2 separate regions of the Homo sapiens genome follow, and region 2 is linked to region 1. A link is a contact called in ENCODE Hi-C data. All regions are on one chromosome and are shown on one strand. The core of a region is the stretch at or near the end of the contact, and the rest is flanking DNA. Distances in the headings are between cores, read along the strand shown.

Evidence for each region. Hi-C counts contacts between places; a loop is a spot of excess contacts on that map. Pooled maps may share reads with other maps.
Region 2: a loop to region 1 is called in a map of Calu3, with 9 times the contacts of the local background. The contact joins the promoter of PROM2 here to the promoter of ZNF892 in region 1. A Hi-C loop is called at or near these places in 1 of 168 maps with a recorded cell type or tissue (Calu3) and 2 of 50 pooled maps.

What each region holds. Positions count from the first base shown.
Region 1 is chr2:95,205,772-95,209,285 of GRCh38, forward strand. ZNF892 (zinc finger protein 892) reads left to right here and starts at 1,750. Exons shown (of 5, transcript NM_001395961.1): 1 at 1,750-2,063; 2 at 2,877-2,965. The coding sequence starts at 2,045. RefSeq lists enhancers at 1,270-1,399, 1,560-1,809 and a silencer at 1,850-2,079.
Region 2 is chr2:95,272,868-95,276,381 of GRCh38, forward strand. It overlaps PROM2 (prominin 2), which reads left to right and starts at 1,582. Exons shown (of 24, transcript NM_001165978.3): 1 at 1,582-1,962; 2 at 2,594-2,643; 3 at 3,063-3,265; 4 at 3,360-3,480. The coding sequence starts at 1,719.

The DNA.
Region 1 (3,514 bases), core at 500-2,999:
ACCACAAGTCCTTTATCCCCACCAGCCCTAGCTGCCTGGACCAAATGCAGCCAATCTACGGACCAGTTAGAGGTTAAGTGTGGTTATCTGTGCAGAAGAAACCCAAAATAATACTGGCTTATACAAAATAGAAGTTTGCATCTCTCTCATGCTAAAGCCCAAGCTCTGTTCCAACAAATTACCCGGGGCTCCGTTCCTTCTATCTTGTTGGTTTACCATCCCTAGGGTCTTAACCTAGTTCACACAGCCCATGATGATTTCCTACGTTCCAGTCAGCAAGGGGCTGTGGGTGCTGGGGAGGGCAAAGGGCAGGAATAATGAGAAGCCTTGGGAAGCCTTGAGCCTATCTAAAAATTGGAGATTCTGCTGGAGAAAGGTCAATTGGACATTGTGGCTTGTATCCACAAGGACATAGCTAATTAAATTTTCTCTTGGGAATCTGAACTGGACAGAAACCTGACACTTTATTGTGGGAAGGTAAGTGAAAACACGCACTAGCCTGAAGACCCGCCCACCCCTAGAGCTCCTGGGGAGTCTGCAATGTTGTACCCAGGCGAGTTGGAGAAAAACGCCATACTTTGACACGAATTAAGAGTCCTTTATTAAGCCGGCGGCCAAAGAGACGGCTAAAGCTCAAAATTCTTTCGGCCCCGAGGAAGGGAGTTGATTAACTTTTATATCTAGGTTTAGGAAGGGGAGGGGAACTCAAATGCAATAATTCTACAGAAGTAAAAACATGCCAAAATCAAAAAACAAATGGTTACAAAGTGATAAACAATTTAAAAGACAAACGGTTACAAGAAGAGCAACGGTACCAGGTGCAAGGCTTTAAATCTTTCATTATAATTAGATATACGGGGTATGCCGGACACGAACTCAAGGCTTTATGTTTTCTCTTTGAGAAAAATCCTGGGAACTTCATACATTGTTGGTGCTAATACCTTATCAATTAATTGGGCTCCTTTGAAATGCTGAGGATCTGCTTACACAGGTCAACTCCTTGCGGAAGGGGGTTGGGTAAGGAGCCCTTAGTGTCTTGTAAATTAAGGGGTCAACTGGAGTTTGTCCGGCTTTCCCAGCTAGAGAGAGTCTTATTTACATGAGAAGCAAGGCTAGGTGATTAAAGAGACAAGCAGGATAAAATTCAAAGTAACGAGTTAGAGTAAAAACAAGGTTAGGGATTTCAGCAAGACCTCCAGGCTCCAGCCTCCTTGGGGCAGCAAGACTAGTTTACTGGTTCTTCTTGGAGACGTGGCCGTTTTTGGGGTTGAAGTGATTTCGGGATTGAAATTCCATTTTTCTTTATTCCGAGGTGCAATATGGTACAAACATCCCTGGTTAAAGTAAACTGAGATCACCTCTGTGTTGGCCACGAAGGGCCGATGCATGGAGGCGCAGCAGCGAGGACACCGCCGGGCGCCTCCCCTCCGATGGAGCACCGCAGCCCGGGAAGGATCCTGCGTAGGTCAAGGGCGCCGCCTTCCGCCCTCACAGTAGCGGAGATGCGAAAAGTCCCACGCCGGGCGGGGTTTGGCGCGGCCACCGCCCAGAGTCGGCACCGAGGGAGGAGCGGCCCTTCCAGAGTCGCTGGCAGGGTTCAGCCAGCTGGTCAGCGCTCCTCCAGGTCGGTCAGGAGCGTGCCGCGGCAAGAAACGCAGCCCCGGGAGCAGGTGGCCGCAGGGTCCTCTGGGAAGCGGTGTTGGGAGTGAGGGCCGTCAGCCGCGCCCCGCGGAGGATTCTGGGAGTGGTAGTTCGGCCTCATGGTTGGCCGGCGCTAGGCGTCCCCGCCGGCTGTTAGATGCCTTTGTCGTCGGGCTCGGCTTCCTCAGTGTGTGGCTGGAGGTCGAACCCAGGGTAGAGGAGGGCTGAACGCATCCCCTTTTAATCTGAGTGTCCGGGAGGAGGGTGGCGGGAGGACCCCCGGGTGGGGGCGCCAGGCTGCCCACGCGTGCGTTCCCGGCCTCTTGGGGGACCCGAGCGGCGGACCTCCGGCTCCTTCCCCTGTCGCGGTTGCCTCCAGCGCGGGCCGGAGGAAGGAGTCTCCATGGAACCTGAGGGCAGAGGTGAGGATTTGGGAGTGATGCGGCCTTGGTGCCCGCTGCAGAGGGAGAAAGGGAGAAAGGCTACCTCTGGCTGGCGCAGGCTCAGGAAGGAGTAGCGTCACGAGCCCCTTCCTACTAGCCGGTCTCACTTGGGGTTTTGAGGGATAGCCCGCCACTTCCATTGCCCTCCTGGTCTGTAGGGCGCTGGATGCCTCCCTTGCTCAAGGGAAAATATCAACACATCTGACAATTTGGCTTTTGATAATGACTTCTTTTTTGATCTCAGAGGAGCCCCATAAGGCAGTAGGAAGGAACTATCCGACCCTTTTGGAAGGTAGGGAAAGCAGGGATTTGAGAAGTCACGGAATTTGTTTACAATCCTGTTTTGTTTTTGGTGGTGGTGGTGGTTTTTCCATAAGACGCATCACTTTTCTGAGTCAGGCGGTGTTGTATTAATATCTGAAAAGTCAGTGTTCAAAAAGAATTTAGTCTTCGTTTATCCTGTGAGCCTGGAATACAACACAGATGAATCACTGAGGCGTGGACATACAAAGACTTTGAGTATTATTTTGACTACTTAGCACATGCAATATAAAAATATGTTTAATTTATATGTCCAGATGCTCATAGGAGTTCTACTGGAGTTTAAGGACAGAGAATAGGAGGAGCCTGAGACAGCAATGGTCAAGGTGTCTTGATTAAAAGATATTATGCGATTTTCGTTTGGTTCCCAGTGTTGACTCTTCTTAGATGACAACTAGCTGGTGTGTGGCACTTCCTGCTAGTTTATTGCAAGGACAGAGTAATCATCATGGCTCCTGTCTCCACTTTTAGGATCACTTTTTGAGGACTCAGACCTTCTCCATGCTGGAAACCCAAAAGAAAATGACGTGACTGCTGTGCTGCTGACCCCTGGGTCCCAAGTAAGTTTAGATTTCTTCTTTCTTTTCCTTCTGTTCTCAGAGCAAGGATGTCTTTCCTTCCAGTGCTTATGGAATTGCTCAGCCCTGATGCTTAGACCACTGGGTTCATCCTGATAAACTGATGACTGATGACCCCAAAGGAAGTGTTCTTCAGTTGTGCAGAACTTTCTTCCCAGCGTTGCTTTCTCTCTGCCCACTGAGTGTTTGCTGCACACACATTGAGTACTGTAATTGGCCTTGGTGAGATGCAAAGAAGTAAAAGCCACTTGCTCCTGCATCGTGGAGTTTACTAAGGCAGTGAGAAATACATAAATAAAATAGTTAAACACGAAGAAATAGGTATTTTTTAAACATAGAAATCATTGGTCCAGACAAGTCATGAAAGTCTCTGAAAGAGTTTTTTTTTATCATCTGTTTGGGAGAAGTGTGGGATAAATCTGTACTTTGAAAAACAAGAGAGAGTGGGTAGTTGGAGGGTAGAATAAGGGAATATTACAAGACAGAATAGCTTTGGCCAAAAAATAAAAAAAAAGTCTTCAAATGATGAGG
Region 2 (3,514 bases), core at 332-2,831, 67 kb after region 1:
GAAGCCCCACTTCCTGTCTCACCCCACTGTAACTGGACTATGCCTTCTACCATTGTGTTCTCTCATCCCCTGGCTCTGAGAAAGTCACAGAGGCAGCAATGGGGAGGGTAAGAGCTCTACTGTGGGCCCAGCCCTGATTCACACGTAAGGCCCTAATTGCCTGATAACCCTACCAGGGACAGCAGGACATCCCTGAGCCTCTCACCCACCCTGCAGACCATCCTGAACTACTGCCCTGGGCTGAGCTTGGGGGTCCTGGGAGCCATGGAGCCAGCCCTTCTCTCCAAGGCTCCCAGTCAGGGGCAGGGAGCTGCCATGGAATCTCACAAACTTTGATTACTTATTTAAATACGAGTAACACGCGTTTAGTGCACAGAAATGAGGAAGTACACGTGAGCAAAGGAGAATGAAAAATTGCCGGCAACTCCACTGCAAAATGATTGCTGTTTTACACCTTCACTGTGTGTACTGATCTGTAATCTTCTTTTTTTTTTTTTGAGACAGATTCTCGCTCTGTCACCCAGGCTGGAGTGCAGTGGCACGATCTCAGCTCACTGCAAGCTCCGCCTCCCGGGTTCATGCCATTCTCCTGCCTCAGCCTCCCCAGTAGCTGGGACTACAGGCGCTCGCCACCACGCCCGGCTCATTTTTTTTTTTGTATTTTTAGTAGAGACGGAGTAATCTTCTGTTTGAGGAAATGATCACCATTTTACACCTTCGCTGCGTGTGCTGGTCTGTAATCTGCTATTGGCGGAAATGATCACCGTTTTACACCTTCACTGCGTGTGCTAGTCTGTAATCTGCTATTTGCACTTATGAGTGCATGTGAATATTTTTCAGTCACAAGAGACATTTCCACGGCATGTTCTTTAGCAACTGCCCAGTGTGTGATGTAAGAGGCTCATTTTGCTGGTTCCTCAGTGGTGGCTTTCAGGACTGTTTCTGATATCCTCCAGCCCTTCAGTGAATTTCCCCATGACCTGCTCAGCTACAGGCGACTTTCTGGGCATTGGGCATACAGCTGTTCACAAAACAGAGACCTGTGCAGACACGTTTCTGGTCATATCCTATCAGTTCTTTCAACTGCTGACTGGATGAGGTATGGCCAGGCCAAAGGGCATACCTCTGGGATTTGCCCTCCCAAAGGCCTGTGCGTGTCAGGGTGGGCCTCTGTTCAGGATTGGCCTGGCAGTGGGCACCGGGCATGACCTGCAGGGACAGAGCAGGTTCCAGATGAAGCAGGGAGAGCAAGCCTGGGTCCTGGCCCTGTGTCTCTGGTTTTATGACCATTTTGACCAGGGCTTCACCAAGCAGCTGTTTTCCCAGCTCCTAGACTGGGCTGCTGGGGCTGGGCATGGAACAGAATATTTGAAATGGGGCCATTCTAGGTGATCCCAAGCTGCTGAGGTGCCTTTCGGACCCAGCTGGTGGCAGCCGTTGCCTGCAAGGATCTAGGTGGTGGGGAGCCCAGGCTTCCACCCGAGGCCACCAAGGGCGGTCCCAGCCTGGCCCTGCCCCCTACCCTGTGCCTCCACCCCTGCCCTTCCTATGCTCCAAGGCAGGCAGGGAGGCGGGAGGCCAGGTAGCTCAGGAACCCAAACCTGTCGGGCAGGTTTTGAGAGCTGTGGAGAGAGGGACAGAGGCTGGAGAAGGATGTATGGCCTGCCCTGGGCTTGTCTGTTCCCTCCTGAGCCTGAGCCCCTTACCTTCCTGACCCCATGAAGCACACACTGGCTCTGCTGGCTCCCCTGCTGGGCCTGGGCCTGGGGCTGGCCCTGAGTCAGCTGGCTGCAGGGGCCACAGACTGCAAGTTCCTTGGCCCGGCAGAGCACCTGACATTCACCCCAGCAGCCAGGGCCCGGTGGCTGGCCCCTCGAGTTCGTGCGCCAGGACTCCTGGACTCCCTCTATGGCACCGTGCGCCGCTTCCTCTCGGTGGTGCAGCTCAATCCTTTCCCTTCAGGTGAGTGTGCCCCTCCCCCATGAGGGCCTCAGCATTTGGGTCCCCAGCCCGGCTTCCTCTGTCCCACTCTACCATGGGATGTGCCCAACCTACAAGCAGGCACTTGCCATCTTCCTGGGGTAGAAGGCGGAGGATCTGGGGAGGGCTCCAGAACCTGCTGTGTGACTGTGGGTAAGCCTCACTTCCTCTCTGAGCCTCAGGTGCTCTGTCTGTAAAGTGAGGAGGTTACATTGGAAATACATTAGACCTGACTCAGACATCCTCTTAGTCTATCGGTGCTTGGGTTGGGTGGTCCAGGAGTGTCTGAAGGACCCTCCCAGTCCTGTCCCTTGCTGCTTGAGGGGAAGAACTGCCAGGCCAGACCCCTTCTCTGCCTTTGCCCAGGCTCAGGACTGACCTGTAGGGTCCAGGAGGAGAGGTCTGCAGCCTCCTCTCTGCTCGCCCTCCTGTAGCAGTGCTGAGGTCAGGGCAGGATGGCACAGGGCTGCGGTGATGCAGCCTTCTGCGAGGGTGCCATGGTGGTGGCAGGAGCCCTGCCTCAGAGCCACTTTGCCCTGGCAGTGGGGAGAGGAGGGACACAGGGGCAGGGCAGTGGCTGTCCCCAAATCCTCAGCTTGGCTCTTTCCCATAGAGTTGGTAAAGGCCCTACTGAATGAGCTGGCCTCCGTGAAGGTGAATGAGGTGAGCAAGCTGGGGAAAGGTGCTGGGGGAGGGAGTTCTGGGGTGAGCAGCAGGGTGGGAGCAGAAAAGCCTTGGCTCCCCTTAGCCCACCTCGCTGGGTGTCCACTAGGCAGGGGCTCAGGCATCCTCTCCCCTCCTCTGTGGGCGCTGCAGTCCGTAGACCTGGGTGCAAACCACAGCTCTGCCATTTACTGGCAGTGAGGTTTGCAGGGAGCTGGAACTTCCTGAACTTCAGCTTCCTCCTGTGTAAGATGGTGATGAGCAGTAAGAATGCGGTCACCTCTGGGACGGGTTCCATGAGATGCAGGCCATGCCCCTGACGGCACTCCCGCCCCTTCTGGTTTCCCTCTGGACTCAGGCAGAAGCCAGGGCTGGGCAGTGGGGGTCGGGTCACCCCTCATGCCCTGCTGCCTGCCCAGGTGGTGCGGTACGAGGCGGGCTACGTGGTATGCGCTGTGATCGCGGGCCTCTACCTGCTGCTGGTGCCCACTGCCGGGCTTTGCTTCTGCTGCTGCCGCTGCCACCGGCGCTGCGGGGGACGAGTGAAGACAGAGCACAAGGCGCTGGCCTGTGAGCGCGCGGCCCTCATGGTCTTCCTGCTGCTGACCACCCTCTTGCTGCTGTAAGGCGCTGCCCAGGGCCCGGGTAGGGCGGGCTGTGGCCCCCAGGCTCCCTCTTACCCAGCAAGCACCTTCCTCCTCCCTCCATTCCCACAGGATTGGTGTGGTCTGTGCCTTTGTCACCAACCAGCGCACGCATGAACAGATGGGCCCCAGCATCGAGGCCATGCCTGAGACCCTGCTCAGCCTCTGGGGCCTGGTCTCTGATGTCCCCCAAGTGAGCACTGTTACCCCTCACCCTCATGTGCCCC